Linked DNA regions of Homo sapiens: region 2 is linked to region 1. Evidence: read pairs that join two places in POLR2A ChIA-PET (ENCODE). Cell type or tissue: IMR-90. All regions are shown on one strand. Each heading gives the region's core, and the rest is flanking DNA. Links, peaks and the distances in the headings are about the cores only. Region 1 overlaps SYNE2 (spectrin repeat containing nuclear envelope protein 2). Region 2 overlaps SYNE2 (spectrin repeat containing nuclear envelope protein 2).

Region 1 (8,342 bases), core at 8-8,007:
CTTCAGGTTTTGGTAAGAGTTGAATTAGGTTATATTTGTAAGCTCACAGCCAATGTGAACTTAGAACTTATATGTGAGCTTACAGCCATATTCTTTTTTCTTTTCTTCTTCTTTTTTTTTTTTTTTTTTTTTTTTTTGAGATGGAGTCTCTTGTTCTGTCTCCCAGGCTGGAGTGCAGCGGCTCAATCTCAGCTCACTGCAACCTTCGCTTCCTGGGTTCAAGCAATTCTCCTGCCTCAGCCTCCTGAGTAGCTGGGATTACAGGCATGTGCAACCACGCATGGCTAATTTTTGTATTTTTAGTAGAGAGGGGGTTTCGCCGTGTTGGCCAGGATGGTCTAGAACTCCTGACCTCAGGTGATTCGCCGCCTTGACCTCACAAAGTGCTAGGATTACAGGCTTAAGCCACCGTACGTGGCCTGCCTACAGCCGTATTTCTACAGTTTGGACATTGGTCTGGCTTCATGTTGGTTGTTACTAATTCTTGTTAACTTTTTACCCCTATCTTTTTTTACCCCCTTCCTTTTTTACCTTCTTTTCTCCCTTTCTTTGTCTTTTGGCTTTTCTTTTTCCTTCATTTTTCCTCATGCTTTTGTTCTCATTTCCTGTTTCTGATGACTGTTTTAAATACTTTTCTTATATTATGATTCTCCAAATCTTTATTATTAGTATAAAATATTTTCTCCATTTTTGTATGTACAAATAACCAGGCAACTAATGAAATAGACACTATAGTAAAAACAAATTTCCTCCGCATAATTGCCCATAATTCATTATAAATGGCTTAAATAATAGCTCAAAAATGTGAAATGCATCATGATTATTTATGCAAACCAAATACCATAGTCATATTTGAATAAGGGAACTATTTTGACGTAATATTGTTAACACATTTAATCTTCACGTGTGGCTTCGTATATAATAAGTTTTTATAAAGCAATATCTAAATAAGCCAATATCATTATTTTACGTATCTCTTGGTGCTTATATCTTTTTCAGTTAAAGACAGAATAACTTAATTCTTAGAAATTCTTCCTATATTGAGACCCTACCCTCAGCTTTTTATTGCTGGCTTTTATATGCTTACTGCCTTGAATTACATTGTTTGCAAATGAATTGGATTTATTTTCTACTTCAGGTGACTTAGAGCACTCATTGAACCTAGTAAATATGTTCACTAAAGCACGCATGGTGTGTTGTATTTGTTTATTTGTTTTTCTCCTAACCTTAAACTCCTTGAGGGGCAGATAATGTTTTAAGGCATCTAGCATCTACTAGCTGAATGAATAGAGGGTTGAAATGTAAGATCTCCAAAGGCATGGACCATACCTTATGTATCCTTGTAGCCCCTGCCTGTGACCCACATTTATTGGCTCTCTGTAAATATTTGTTGCTTTAAGTTTAACTTAATTAATAAATAAACAGTGAAGTGTTTTTTTTTTTCCAATAATCTTCATTGCTTGTTTAGGTCAAGAAACACCTCCAAATTAGGTGTTCATTTTGTCTGTGACATATTGCATTCACCCTTTTGTGATTTTATGATCTCCTTCACTTATTAGATGCCTGGAGAAGTTCTGCACTTTACAGAATTTATATGCCTGGCACAGTGTCTTGTGCCAGCTACTTGTGAGGCTGAGATTGGAGGACTGTTTGAGGCCAGGAGTTTGAGACCAGACTGGACAACATAGAGAGACCCTGTCTAAAAAAAATAAAAAATAAGATAAATAAGATTTTGTAGTCTTTAAAATTTTGTTTAATTCAGCATTTTACAAACTTATTTCACCATGGACTCTTAATGCAACACAAAGCCTGGCCTGTAGAAGGCTTTCAGTAGATTTACTTGTTCCATGAATGAATGAACAAACTCTGTGGATGTCTTAGATAAGCCTTCCGTACAATATATGCTTTTGGAGATGCTTTACTGCACACATGCCAAGACCAACATGTCAGGAATGCATTCTAATTGCTGTATGTTCCTGCATTCCTGGAGGAATTTCTGCACTATGTGTCTAGAAAGAGGAATGCTTTATTTTCTCCTCTTCATCCTCTCTGACTACTTATGCCTTCAGACATACCCCATAGTGATACTTTATTATTAGAAAACGGAGACTGTGCACATACTAGTGCCAGGATTTAACCCAGATCTCTCTGAGTATAGATCTAAACTCTTAGCCACTGCACAGTCTTGCAGCAAGGCTGAGTAAACAGAGATTGGATGGCTGGGTGACTACTTTGGTGCATTTCCAGAGCCTGTGAACCAAATGGCAGAGGCTATGGCATAGCCCATTCTTGAGTATTCATTATAGTAAATGTGTAACAGCTAATTGATAGTGTGGTGTATCTTGCAGATGTGGATGTTGTTGATCCTGATGAAAAGTCCATCATGACCTATGTGGCACAGTTTCTGCAGTATTCCAAAGATGCCCCTGGGACTGGAGAGGAGGCTCAGGTATGTTTTCATATGCATAAATCAAGCTCATTTTAGTTGTATCCTGCTAATGGTTTAATTTTTAAAATCAAGATATAATTTGCATACAGAACTTAAATGTACAGTTTAATGAGCATACACCCCTGTAAATCATACTTCAATCATGATGTAAAACATTTCTAGTACCCAAAATATTCCACTGGGCACCTTTTCTGTCTCTGCTCCCCATCCCAGGCAACCAGCATTCTAATTTCTTTTACTGTAGATTAGTGTTGAATGTTCTTTTTTTTTTTTAGGTTCAAAGGGATAATTTATTAAACTTTGCTGAATTATCTGAAACAACTTTTAGATGGGCACTATATAAGACAAATGAAGTTAAGCTTTTAAAAATCTAAAGATATCAAATTTTTATTATAATATTCTATTTTTTATTTTTATTTTTATTTTTGTTTATTTATTTATTTATTTTTGAGATGGAGTCTTGCCCTGTCGCCCAGGCTGTAGTGCAGTGGCGCGATCTTGGCTTACAGCAACCTCTGTCTCCCCGTTCAAGTGATTCTCGTGCCTCAGCCTCCCAAGTAGCTGGAATTACAGGCATGTGCCACCATACCCGGCTGATTTTTGTATATTTGGTAGAGACTGGGTTTCACCATGTTGGCCAGGCTGGTCTCGAACCCCTGACTTCAAGTGATCCACCCACCTCGGCCTCCCAAAGTGCTGGGATTACAGGAGTGAGCCACTGCGGCCGGCCTGTCAAATTTTTTTGTATTATAATATTTATTTCCTTTATTGAGATATAGTTTATATACCATAAAATTCATCTATTTAATATGTTCATTTCAATGGTTGTTAGTGTATTTACATGATCAGGCAACCCTCACCATCATCTAATTTGAGCACATTTCCGGTTTGCCTATTCTTTAGCTTCATGTAAATGAAATTGTGTGATTCATATAAATGAAAGTGTTGTGTTCTACTCTTAATCCCTATTTGTTGATATACTCTTGAATTACTATTTTCTCTGCCTCACAGGCTTAAATGATTCTCGTGCCTCAGCCTCCTGATAGCTGGAATTATAGGCATGGACCATCCTGCCTGGCTAATTTTTTGTATTTTTAGTAGAGGCAGGGTTTCACCATGTTGGCCAGGCTGGTCTCGAACTCCTGGCCTCAAGTGATCTGCCTGCCTTGGCCTCCCAAAGTGCTGGATTATAGGCGAGCCACTGTGCCCAGCCTTGAATTACTATTAGATTGCCATTTGATTATTCAGTTTTTCTCCTTTACTTTCAGTGAATTACACAAAATATTGTGGGTAGAAACTTCATAAAAATTGCTGAGCTGAAAAGAAACTCTTATTCTGCTTCTAAGATGATAAATGAGTGCTGTGAATTTAGCAAAATGTTCGATATTACTTAAAAATGTATTTTAAACCACATGTTTGCATGCATTTTCAGACATGTTTACATGCATTTTATTTGACAAATTGGGCCTGTGTTTTTCCAGCTGTTAAGTTTGAGGCAATAAGCCAGATTGTTGCTGACTCTGGAAGAGAGTCTCAAGCTGAGATGCAGGCTTATAATTCGGTTCACTTATTTCTGGCCTGCTGAGGAGCTATTCTTTTCTAACTAATTTTCATATTAAAAAAATAAAATGAAAGATTCAACTGTCCATGAAATTGAGTGCAAAAATATTAGAAAACTTTTACTTAATAGGAAAAAACAAAGTAAATGAAGGTTAAGGAAGAGTGGAAATAAGATATAACTTCTTTGTCCTATAGTAGTAAAATTGGCTTCCAAATGTAAGCAAGCAAGTTTACCACCTAAGCAAGAATCTACGGAAAAAGTAATTGTTGTTCACATCTTAATGATAGCATAGCTAAAACCTTTGGTAGTGTTATTTTTAGGCTCTCGAAAGTGTTTGAGTTATTTTTGATGTCAGTGTTTTTGCAGGGTGTGAACATCTCTTGAATTACCCCATATTTCGATTTATTGGAAGGCAGTCTTCTGAAATGCCTGCTATAAAGAAGTGATTTAGAATAATGTTCTCCAAGCCAAAATGGGGGAGGGGGTGTGTTGCTTGCCCATTTCTTTAGCACATTGTCATGTTCAGATGCTAGTTTCAATCTGGTTTAAAATTTAAGGTGTTATGTGAACAAGTGAAATTACTCTTTGGCATAATGAATCATTGGTGTGTAATGATGGCATTATTTCACTGATGTTTCAAGTTGCTAATTTTTTTGTTAAAAAAACCAAGCCCGTTTAAAATATAGTTTAATTTTGTGTGTGTAAAATACAGGGAAAGGTGAAAGATGCTATGGGCTGGTTAACTCTGCAAAAGGAAAAACTACAGAAGTTGCTAAAGGATTCAGAGAATGATACCTACTTTAAAAAGTATAATGTAAGTATGATTTTAAACAGCTGTTTGTAATTTACCTTTTAAGAGTTGAGCGTAAGTATGTTTTTAGAAAACTCTTTCAGGCTTAAGTATTTTAAGTATTAAATTCACTGAAAGTTTTAAGGCTGAATTCTAGGACTGTACTTCCGAAACTTTAAGGTGCATGTGATTCACTGGGTAGTCCTGTTAAAATGCACATTCTGGTTCAGTAGTTCTGGGGCAGGGCCCAAGTTTTTGTGTTTCTAACAAGGTCTCAGGTGATGTTGATTCAGCTGGTTTTTGGAGTACTTTGAGCAGCATGGTTTTAGAGCAGGGGTTGGCCCATTTTGTAAATAAAATGTTGTTGGAACAGAGCCACACCCATTTAAGTATTGCCAGTCACTACTTTCACACTATAACCCCAGAGTTGAGTAGTCGTGATAGAGACCATATGGCCTGAGATATTTACTGTCTTGCCCCTTACAGTAAAAGTTTTCCAATCCCTGGTTTAAAGCAGAACATGCTTTTTATTTTATTTTTATTTTTATTTTTATTTTTATTTTTCGAGACGGAGTTTTGCTCTCGTTGCCTAGTCTGGAGTGCAATGGTGCGATCTTGGCTCACCGCAGCCGCCACCTCCCAGGTTCAAGCAATTCTCCTGCCTCAGCTTTCCGAGTAGCTGAGATTACAGGCATGTACCGCCATGCCCAGCTAATTTTGTGTTTTTAGTAGAGACAGGGTTTCTCCATGTTGGTCAGGCTGGTCTCGAACTCCTGACCTCAGGTGATTCACCTGCCTCGGCCTCCCAAAGTGCTGGGATTACAGGCGTGAGCCACAGTGCCCGGCCCCAGAACATGCTTTTTAGAATGAATATTGAATGAAAGAAAAATCAGGAATAGGGATCCTAGAATTACAATACAGGGCTCAACCGAGAGTCCTTTGGCAAATAATGACAACTGTGATTATTACCACATATTGAACATTTCTTTTTTTTTTTTTTTTTTGAGGCGGAATCTTGCTCTGTGGCCCAGGCTAGAGTACAGTGGTGTGACCTTGGCTCACTACAACCTCTGCCTCCTGGGTTCAAGCAATTCTCATGCCTCAGTCTCCCGAGTAGCTGGGTTTACAGGCATCCGCCACCAGGCCCGGCTAATTTTTATATTTTTAGTGGAGATGGGTTTTCACTATGTTGGCCAGGCTGGTCTTGAACCCCTGACTTCAAGTGATTCGCCCACCTCAGCCTCCTAAAGTGCTGTGATTTCAGGTGTGAGCCACCACATCTGACCATGTTGAACATTTTCTATGTAGCAGATACCTTGCTGGTTTGCATTTCACATGTTAAAATATCTTGCTGAGCTTGGTATTATCCCAGTTTTACAGATGAAGATAATAAGTGGCTTATTTAAGGTTACATGGCTACTGAAAGGGTAGACATGGGATTTGAATGGAAGTGTAGCTTTAAAGCCCAGCTGTTTTTACGTTGTGATGCTTCTCTGGGGTAAGTAGTTATTCCCTGTACAGTCTTGAAAGAGACTTAATAGGAAACAAAGCAAAGGTTCCTCAGTCCCGTTTCTTAGAGCCTGTTGTCTATACAGCACTGTGCTTCTCCCCAGTGCTTTGTCCTGAACAAGCTGCAGATACTGTCAGGTACCCCACACAGCACTTAGCACCTCTAGGTCTCCATCTCCCTGTCTGTTAAGTCAAAGAGTTGGATAAGTCCAGCCTTTTCAACTGTAACATTCAGTGGGTTGTGCAACTTGCTGGCCATACTTTCCTTTTTTGCTTTGGAAGCATCAGGGAAGGAAGGGATCAAACATCTTTTTCTTCCTTTGGTCTGAACTGCATAGGCTTCTTGACCTTCTTCCCTTAGCTCTGATCTAAGATTTTTTTCTCGACAAAGTGCTCATCATTTACTGAAAGTGTATTGTTCTCACATATGTCTTTGATTTAATAATGTATCACAGATTTGGGTTTCCTAAATAGGAAGAAGGCTTTATGAAGTCATTAATTATCAGAATTAAAGTAAATTAATTATCCTTTGACTTTCTCATAACATTTCATTTAAAATGCTGTCAATAATTCTGGATAATGTTTTAAGTGACATTTAAAACATTAATGCTGATCCTTGGAGTAGTTTGAGCAGCATGGTTCTAAAGCAGAGGTTGGCCCATTTTGTGAATAAAACGTTATTGGAACAGAGCCATACCTGTCAGTAGCTACTTTCACACTACAACCCCAGAGCTGAGTAGTTATCTATGGCCAGTTGTGGTGGCTCATGTCTGTAATCTCAGCACTTTGGGAGGTGAGGCACGTGGATCATTTGAACCCGGGAGCTCAAAACCAGCCTGGACAACATGGTGAAACCTTGTATCTACAAAAAATACAAAAAAAAAAAAATTAGCTGGACGTGGTGGTGCACTCCTGTAGTGCCAGCTGCTCGGAAGACTGAGGTGGGAGGTTCACTTGAGCCCAGGAGGCAGAGGTTGCATTGAGCCAAGATCATGCCACTGAACTTCAGCCTGGGCGATAGAGCCAGATCCTGTCTCCAAAAAAAGAAAAAAAAAATCTGTGTAATCAGTAACTCTTTTTTTTCCCCCCCCGAGACAGGATCTCTCTCTTTCTCCCAGGCTGTAGTGCAGTGGCCCGATCACAGTTCACTGCAACCTCTGCCTCCTGGGCTCAAGCCACTCTCCCACTTCTGCCTCTTGAGTAGCTGGGACTACAGGTGTGTGTCACCATGCCTAGCTAATTTTTTGTATTTTTGATCGATATGGGGTTTTGCCATGTTGCTCAGGCTAGTTTTGAACTCCTGGGCTCAAGTGATGCACCTGCCTCAGCCTCCCAAATTGCTAGGATTACAGTCATGAGCCTCAGTGCCTGGCCAGTTGATAACTCTTTTTTTTGTTTTTTTTGAGACGGAGTCTCTGTCACCAGGCTGGAGTGCAGTGGCGTGATCTCGGCTCACTGCAACCTCTGCCTCCCTGGTTCAAGCGATTCTCCTGCCTCAGCCTCCCGAGTAGCTGGGACCACAGGCAGGTGCCACCACGCCCAGCTAATTTCCGTATTTTTAGTAGAGACGGGGTTTCATCATGTTGGCCAGGATGGTCTCAATCTCTTGACCTCGTGATCCACCCACCTCTGCCTCCCAAAGTGCTGGGATTACAGGCATGAGCCACCGCGCCTGGCCTGATAACTCTTAAATACCCATATTTCACACAAATGTGAACCAAGAAAAAGCTTTACTTACTAAATATTTGAAGGCAAAGTGTTTCTCAAAGTTTATATAAAATGAATTGGGAAGAATAAGCTGAAGCTCAGTTATTCATGAACACTTTGAAAATCGCTTATATATGACTACTGCCGTCATATAATTTTCACATTCATTCATTCTTATTCTGTTGTGAGTGCATACTTGCGGAGAACAAACAAACTCATATTTTCCATGTAGCATCATGATCTGTCCTGTAGCCCAGTGACCTTGCTGCTCCATTCCAGTATAAATCCAACAATACACAAAGCACAGAGTGAGACCTATGACATTA
Region 2 (8,342 bases), core at 10-8,009, 140 kb after region 1:
TAACATGCCACTCTTTTGGGAGTTTTGGGTGGAGGGTCTCTCCATAATCTTTTTTTTTTTTTTTTGTGGAACAAAGTAGTATGTAAGATAAATTAGATGCGCTAAGTCTTTTTACTCCTTATGACATTCTAAATATTTTCCAGTCTCTCAAATGGTCTCACTTTAGAAAATCATTGTAAGGCTATGTGAAAACTACGTGCTTCCTTTGCTCCCGGAAGATCTCTGCATCCTCGTGATCCATAAACCTCTCACTCCTGCCTCCTGTCCAGGGCTGACCCCTCCCCCTGCTCTCAGGCCAACTCTTTCCTTAATCATTGGCGCCATTCTCTGCCTATACCTGCCTTGTCAGTCTCTGCCTCTGGCTAGGTTCCTTCCTTCTCTACCTCAGTACTCAGGCTTCCCCTCCCTAACATGTTCTCTTCCTTGTGGCCCCACTACTTCAAACAGAGAGATAGTTCCAGAACCAGCCTGCATCTTCAGTAGCTCCACAGAAGGCTTTGGTCCCTGGGATGCCCTTTCTCCATGCCTCTCTGTAGACTTCCTTCCCATCCACAAAGACCCATCTCAACTTCCCCTGCTCCAAGAAACCTCCTGACATCCTGCAAAGGAAATTGCTGTCTCTTTCCCTGTTTTCCAATAGGATTCTGAACCTCAATTATGACTTAGCACATTTTTATGAATACACCTGATACGATTTCATGAGTGGAAAGAAGCTTATCGTTTATATCCTATACTCAGCTCAGTATGGTACTTTAATGAACTGAATTTCTGGATCCTGCTTCCCATGTCAATTACTACACTTCGTCTTTCATTTGCTACTGAAGGTCTTTCCTTGGTGTTCTACTCCCTCGGCCCCTTTTGTAATCTTGTTTCAGCCTCTGGCTATGCTTAAACTGCCATTGACTTCTGGAGTACAAATTCAATACCCTTTTATTAGTCCTAATCCTTATTGACCTCTCTGGGAGTGACCACCTCTTCCTTCTTTAACTGCGGTGTTCCTTTAACTTTCTTAATTCTGTTCTTCCCTGTCCCTTCTACCTCTAGTCCCTCCTCCATCTCCTTTTCTTGCCCCTCTTTCTCTTTCGTCTGTGATGGTAGGCATTCCCCCAATGTTCTGTCCTCTTCCTTCTCCCTGTTTTCTCTTTTTTTTTTTTTTTTTTTTTGAGACAGAGTCTCGATCTGTCGCCCAGGCTGGAGTGCAGTGGTGCGATCTCAGCTCACTGCAACCTCTGCCTCCTGGGTTCAAGCGATTCTCCTGCTTCAGCCTCCCGAGCAGCTGGGATTACAGGTGCCCGCCACCATGCCTGGCTCATTTTTTTTGTTTTTAGTAGAGACAGAGTTTTGCCATGTTGGCCAGGCTAGTCTTGAACTCCTGACCTCAGATGATCCACCTGCCTTGGCCTCCCAAAGTGCTGGGATTACAGGTGTGAGCCACTGCGCCCGGCCTCTCTGTTTTCTTTCAGGGCAATTTTATTTCCTCTGAGAGCTTGTGGTCACCTCTATGCCAGTGATTACCAAACTAAATCTCTAGTCTTGGCTTTTCTCTTAAATCTATAAATCTATTCCACATTTCTATCCTCGTGATAGACTTTTTTGGGATGGAGTTTCTCCAACTCAAACCTATTTTACCACCTTTCCTTCAAAGCTTGCTCCTCTTACTAATTTCTCAGTGTCTGCTGTTGGTGCCACTATTTTCTCAGAGATAAACTTTGGAGTTCTACTAGGTGCCTCATTTCTCTCACCTGTCACATCCTGTCAGTGGCCAATGATGTCCATTCACTGTGTACAGCCTCTCCTCCCATTATTTTTGCCATCGTCTTATTTCAAGCAATTCTTATTACTTCCCTGGACTTTTGGAGTAGCCCTCTAATTGGTTTACAGTCTCCAATTGTTTTTCCTAATACATCTTATAAAATACTGATGACTTTTCCTAAAACCAATCATGCGAAACCTCAGCCTAAAATTCTTCATGGAGTTTGATTATCTACTGAAGAAAATGCAAACTTAGCGTGACATTCCAGATTTTCCTGGTCCCCGCCTACCTTTCTAATTTTATCTAATCTCTACCTTTAATTCTTGGTTTATACCTTTCTGATAACAGTCACTGTTTTCAGTAGAAGCTGAAAAGACACTAACATTTTGTTAGGAAATGCTAAATGCCTTATATATGTCACTTAATTGCAAGCATAGGTAAGATAGGTTTTATTCCCATTTTAAAGGTGAAGTAACTGAGGTTTCAGAGAGTTCAGGTTAATTTGTCCAAGATCATACAACTTGCAAGTAGAGCAATCAAGGTTGGTTGATTATAATATCCACATGCTTTCTGTCACGTTGTGTTAATTCTTTGTGTACATGTCATTTTCCCATTGCTTAACTTTGGTTAATCTTAAAAGAAGGATTGCTGAATCAAAGTATATATCCATTTAAAATGTGACACACATTTTCAAACTGCCTTCTAGAAAGGTTATACCAGGCTAGGTGCAGTTGTCTCATGCCTGTAATCCTAGCACTTTGGGAGGCTGAGGTGGGCGGACAGCTTGAGCTCAGGAGTTCAAGACCAGCCTGGGCAACATAGTGAAACCCTGTCTCTGTAAAAAATACAAAATTAGCCGGTCGTGGTGGTGCATGCCTATAGTCCCAGAGATTGAGGTGGGAGGATCACTTGAGCCTGGGAGATGAAGGTTGCAGTGAAGCTAAGATTGCACCACTGCACCACAGCCTGGTGACAGAGTGAGGCCCTGTCTCAAAAAAAAAAAAAAGAAAGAAAGAAAAAGAAAGGCTATACCAACAATATTTCTCCTAGGTATACATGGAATTGCATTTCCAGACCCCCCCCCCCAACCAACACACAAGCTGATTTTTGATATTGTCAGTCTTAGCCAAACTTAGCCAGTGGTTTAAATTAATTTATGTTCTAAGAATGTTGAATATCTCTTTAGATGCCTATTGGCTTTTGTAACTCTTCTTTTGCGACTTGCTTGTTCCTACCATTTGACTGTTTTTCTATGTAGGGGTTGATGTTTTCCTTATTATTTATAGAGTAATTAATATATTAAGAATATTGGCCGGGCATGGTGGCTCACGCCTGTAATCCCAGCACTTTGGGAGGCCGAGGCGAGTGGATCACGAGGTCAGGAGATCAAGATCATCCTGGCTAAAACGGTGAAACCCCATCTCTACTAAAAATACAAAAAATTAGCTGGGCGTGGTGGCGGGTGCCTGTAGTCCCAGCTACTCGGGAGGCTGAGGCAGGAGAAGGGCGTGAACCCAGGAGGCGGAGCTTGTGGTGAGCCGAGATCGTGCCACTGCCCTCCAGCCTGGGCGACAGAGCGAGACTCCGTCTCAAAAAAAAATATTAACACTATGTGTAATAGTTATCCCAGTCTGTCATTTCTCTTTAACTTAGATTATGGTATCTTTTGTGGTGCATATTATTTTATTTTTTTATGTAGTCAATACTAATATTATTTTCCTTTCTTGTCATGCTTCCCCACACCTAGAATTTTTATGGCATAACTTTGAGAATACAATGAGAATTTATTGTTAGGGGTGATACAAGGATTCTAGTTATATTTTTCATAACTAGAATTTATTGTTAGGAGTAATACAAGAATTCTACTTATATTTTTCATAAAATGCCTTGGTAGTTGTTCCTAAATGGAATAAATTCACCTTTTCCCCACTCTTTGAAATGTGGCCTTTATCATATAATTAATTGATTAATTATTTTGATAGAGACAGGGTCTTACCATGTTGCTCAGGCTGGTCTCAAACTCCTGAGCACAAGCAATTCTTCTGCCTTGGTCTTCCAAAGTGCTGGGATTATAGGTGTGAGACATCACACCTGGCCATGTAATTTAAATTTTCATAAGGACATACTTTTAAAGAATACTTCAACAAGACAAAGCATACTTCTGGAAGAATTTACTTAAGTACGTAATTCTCTAGATTGTTTATGTGCTCATTAAGAAGAGAAGTGTGGAGAATGCAAGTCTTTCAAATAAAGACAGTCTTGGGGAAGCTGATTTTTTCCCTAATGAACAAACTTTTTTCTAATCGTATCTGACTTCTCCATATCTGACTTTTTTGCAAGCAGGTAGTTTGTAAAATGAGCATGCGCAGAAAGAAGAATTCATGTGGCACCAGGGCAGGACCCTTTCTGGAGCTCTGATTCTTTTCTTTACAGGAAGCATATGGGAAAATAAGCACCTCTGATAATTCCATGGCACAAATCCTCACACCAGACTCACTAAACACTGAGCAAGGCCCAGAATGTTCCCTAAGGCCCAACCAAACAGAAGAGGTAAGTCCTGGTTGGTAATAAGTAAACTGCTCAGATAGCTGGACTAGCACCTAGAGATGACCAGTGTTCTGTGTCCTGCAATACCTTGTACGTCAAGCTAAGTGTTCCTTGTGAACTTTAACATATGAAGATATGTGCTGTCAAGCTGTAGAACTGGAAGACTTGTCATCAGATATTTACAAAGAAAATAGGCATGGCATAGAGAATTAGACGCTTTTCACTCATTTACCATTTGTCATCATGAAATAGTCTTTCTGTTGATGACTACTTCTTTAATCTGTAGATAGAACTTATGGGGGCAAAGAAAGTAGAGAAGGGTTAATATTGATTAATAGCCTGTTACATAAAAGGCATTTATAGTTATCTGTTTAACCCTCAGACTGTATAAGGTAGGTTCATACCTACCATATGTTTACAAATTAAGAAATCAAAATTCAGGGAGTAAAAATATAGTTAGTGGGCCAGGCATGGTGGCTCAAGCCTATAATCACAGCACTTTGGGAGGCCAATGCAGGTGGATCACCTGATGTCAGGAGTTTGAGACCAGCCTGACCAACAGGCTGGTGAAACCCCGTCTCTACTAAAAATACAAAAATTAGCCGGGCGTGGTGGCACATGCCTGTAATCCCAACTACTCAAGAGGCTGAGACAGGAGAATCGCTTGAACCTGGGAGGAGGAGATTTCAGTGAGCCAAGATTGCGCCACTGCACTCCAGCCTGCCTGGGCGATTGAGCAAGACTCTGTCTTTTAAAAAAATGTATATATATATATATGGCTTGTGAATGGAGGAATAAGGAATCAAACCCAGAATATTCTAATCTGGCTTCCTAATTTGGAATCTTGTACCTCAGTTGTTCTCAATAAGGCCTTACAGCAGGGTGTGGGGGATGGGTACTATTTCCCAAGTTAATTTTGGTGTTTAGCTGGACCTAAAGCTCCAAGGGTCTCATCAAATAGCTCCTATAAAAGATATTGGCATGTTTTTGCTGTTTTTATTGTTTAATTATTGCATCTCTTTTCTTCTTTTATACTGAGTTCTATTTATGTTTTTTTCTCCCAATCTTTTGTCTAGTCTTACAAAAATATCTCTTAGTTCTCAAATTGTTACTCCTTTCTCTTCTTTCTTTCCCTCCCTTTCATTCTCTGTCTCTCTTAACAATATATGTCTAGGAAGGTGGACAAATGTCAGAGGTTTACACCCAGTGGCAATGCTTAGGTCTAAGGAAGTTGCTGACCTAGTCAGTATGTTTTTTTGCTGTTCAGAATTAATCTGGGTTTTGTTCTGGGGACATGGTCTCACTCTTCACCCAGGCTGGAGTGCAGTGGCCACAATCATGGCTCACTGGAGCCTCAACCTCCTGGGCTCAGGTGATCCTCCCACCTTAGCCTCCCGGATGGCTAGGACCACAGGCACACACCATCACGCCTGGCTAATTTTTGTATTTTTTCAGACACACAGTTCTGCCATGTTGCCCAGGCTGGTCTCGAACTCCTGGTCTCAAACCATCTGCCCACCGTAATGTTATTTTTGACATCTAATTAAAAATCAGATGTAGCTTCAATGGTGTTTTAGCTACAGTAGCCATTCTGCTTAATATTGTTTCTGCTGGTGTGGATAACCTCTAGGGTCTTTTCCCTGGCCATGTGGATACTAGATAATGATGACAATAAAGAGAAGGAGGAAGAAAAAGGAGGATAACAAAATACTTACTGAACATTTAATATGGGCCAGGTACTGGGATTTTACATATACTATCTCTTTTAATCATTAACAACAGCTCTATGAGATAAATATTACTGTTACCCCACTTTACAGATGGAGAAACTGAGGCTCAGAGAAGTAAGATGCCCAAGGTCATTTAGCTAGTAAGTGGCAAAGCTAGGATTCAAACCCAGATCTTTCTGACTCTGAGTTTAAAACCTGAGCTTTGAACTATTAGGCTCCAGTGACTCTCTTTTGAACTAATTTATGTATGTGTGTATTTGTATTTTCTTCTTAACTCAGAACTTTTGCTGGGGAGGAATTCTTGGAGCAGGAAAAATAGATGTTACCCTTTACTACAGGAGGAATTTGTCCACTTCTGATTATTCAGGGACACCTTTACTGGCTCCAAGTTCCATACCTCTTGGTGACTGTCTTCCTGCCTTTTAGTGATTTCTGTCTCATTGGCACAGCACATCACTAATGAGAAGGAAAGTGGGGACTTTGCAGAAACCAGGCAGCCAATGTCATCAGCCTTCTATCAGCCTCAACAAACCTTTTGTTTCAGAGGTTAAGTGTATTGACCAAATGATAATTGCATAATTTTTAGTAAAATTCTGAGTCATTCTTGACCCGTATTACAACCAAGGATAAATATTTAGTATGGAAAAATGTGAAAATGTGAAATCAAGCTAGGCATGACCTCAGAGTAAACCACCACCATGCCATTCTAGGGGCATGCTTTTCATTTATTCATGTGCAGTTAGGTACTGTACTTTAGGTATGCAGTTTTACATTTCATAAGCAGTGGGGGAGATATGCAGGTATAAGCAGTGGGGGAGATATGCAGGTATTTGTAGAATTGACTGAAATATTAAGGAGAAAATGTAAAGGTTTGCTATTTTGGCATGAAATGTAGCAATAGCCAGAAAATCAACTTGCATTTTAACTGCAGTTTTTTTTACTGATTACTGATTACTTCACTGATTACTTAGATCAGTGTTGTGTTGATGCAGAAGTGAAGCAATGTGATTCACCAACTGAAAAGTTAACTTGGATACTAAAAGGTTGGTGAAATTATATCAAGAATGTGGACTTGTAGATTCCAAAGTGTAGTGAAAGCAGGAATTGCTTTTGATTCTGTTTACTAGTTGTGTGACCATACAGTGCCTGCTCATGGTAAGAGCCCAATAAAGGCTAGCTATTATTAATTTACAGTTATGCTTTAGAGAAGACATATTTATTTAATAAGAAATACTTATAGTAATACTTTTTACACCCCCCCCCCCCCGCCAAAGTGTACAATTATAAAACATCCATTTAAATAAGTTTTGCTTTTAGAATTTGGGGCTATCATATAGAGAAGGTATTTTACAGGGATGCTACTGTGTAAAAAACAAGGGAACTCTGAATTAAAAGATCACAGAGCTGTGTGACCTTGGGTTAGTAACTTGGGTGCTTCTCAGAAGCAACATGGTAAAAAGGGAGGCATGTGGGCTGATTGAACATTCTGTGCACTTGGATTTCTTAGACTTTAAAAAGAGGTGGGTGAACTGATCTCTAGTGGGTTCCTCAGGCCACCCTCAGCTCTTGAAGCTGTATGGTTGGAAATATTCTTTTTGTCTTCTCTTCCCCTTTGGATTCTTTTCAGGTTCAAATAACTAGCAAAAAAAACCCAGATTAGTCATGCAGCTTGCTTATTTCCTCATTAATTTGGTGAGTTCATGAGAAAGCAGAGAAACTCAATACTGTCATTAAAAAAAGTGTGTGGAGGGCTGGGTGTGGTGGCTCATGCCTGTAATCCCAGCACTTTGAGAGGCCGAGGCAGGAGGATCACCTGAGCCCAGAAGTTAGAGACCCACTTGGGCAACATGGCAAGACCCCATCTCAAAAAAAAAAAAATGTGCGTGGCATATAACAGGTGCTCAAATAAAATTTTTGAATAAATAATGAAGGCAGGTGGTAAATCTGTGATTACAGATTAATATTAATAGATTGTCTTAGATTAATTAATATTAATAGATTGTTCTCTCAAGTGGCAAAAAAAGGAAAGGGAATTCCAAAATCTTTGTCTGTAGCAATATCTGAAAACTAGATATAGCAATATCTGAAAACTAGAAGGGAATTAATCAGATGACTAGAAATTGATATCTGGAAGTCTGGAAGCAAAATCACACAACTGTTGCTTTTTTTAAAAAAAAATCAGGGCCAGGCGCTGTGGCTTATGCCTGTAATCCCAGCACTTTGGGAGGTCTAGGCGGGTGGATCACTTGAGGCCAGGAGTTCAAGACCAGCCTGGCCAACATGACAAAACCCTGCCTCTACTAAAAATACAA

The links. ChIA-PET counts read pairs that join two places held together with the same protein. Peaks named below come from ENCODE experiments on the same cell type or tissue, not always from the same donor. Only the 100,000 strongest peaks of a DNase experiment are listed, where the experiment ranks them.
Region 2: POLR2A ChIA-PET joins it to region 1 with 13 read pairs; 2 of 35 experiments call an interaction of 5 or more read pairs at or near these places.

What each region holds. Positions count from the first base shown.
Region 1 is chr14:63,959,177-63,967,518 of GRCh38, forward strand. It overlaps SYNE2 (spectrin repeat containing nuclear envelope protein 2), which reads left to right. Exons shown (of 116, transcript NM_182914.3): 9 at 2,349-2,449; 10 at 4,723-4,824. Among named protein-coding and RNA genes, the nearest start is that of SYNE2, 110 kb to the left of the region's middle. In IMR-90, for the core only: no CTCF peak of the experiment used is centred there; DNase peaks (open chromatin) are centred at 1,935 and 3,905.
Region 2 is chr14:64,103,305-64,111,646 of GRCh38, forward strand. SYNE2 (spectrin repeat containing nuclear envelope protein 2) reads left to right here. Exons shown (of 116, transcript NM_182914.3): 65 at 4,187-4,303. Among named protein-coding and RNA genes, the nearest start is that of MIR548H1, 12 kb to the left of the region's middle. In IMR-90, for the core only: no CTCF peak of the experiment used is centred there; no DNase peak of the experiment used is centred there; H3K27ac peaks cover 192 bases.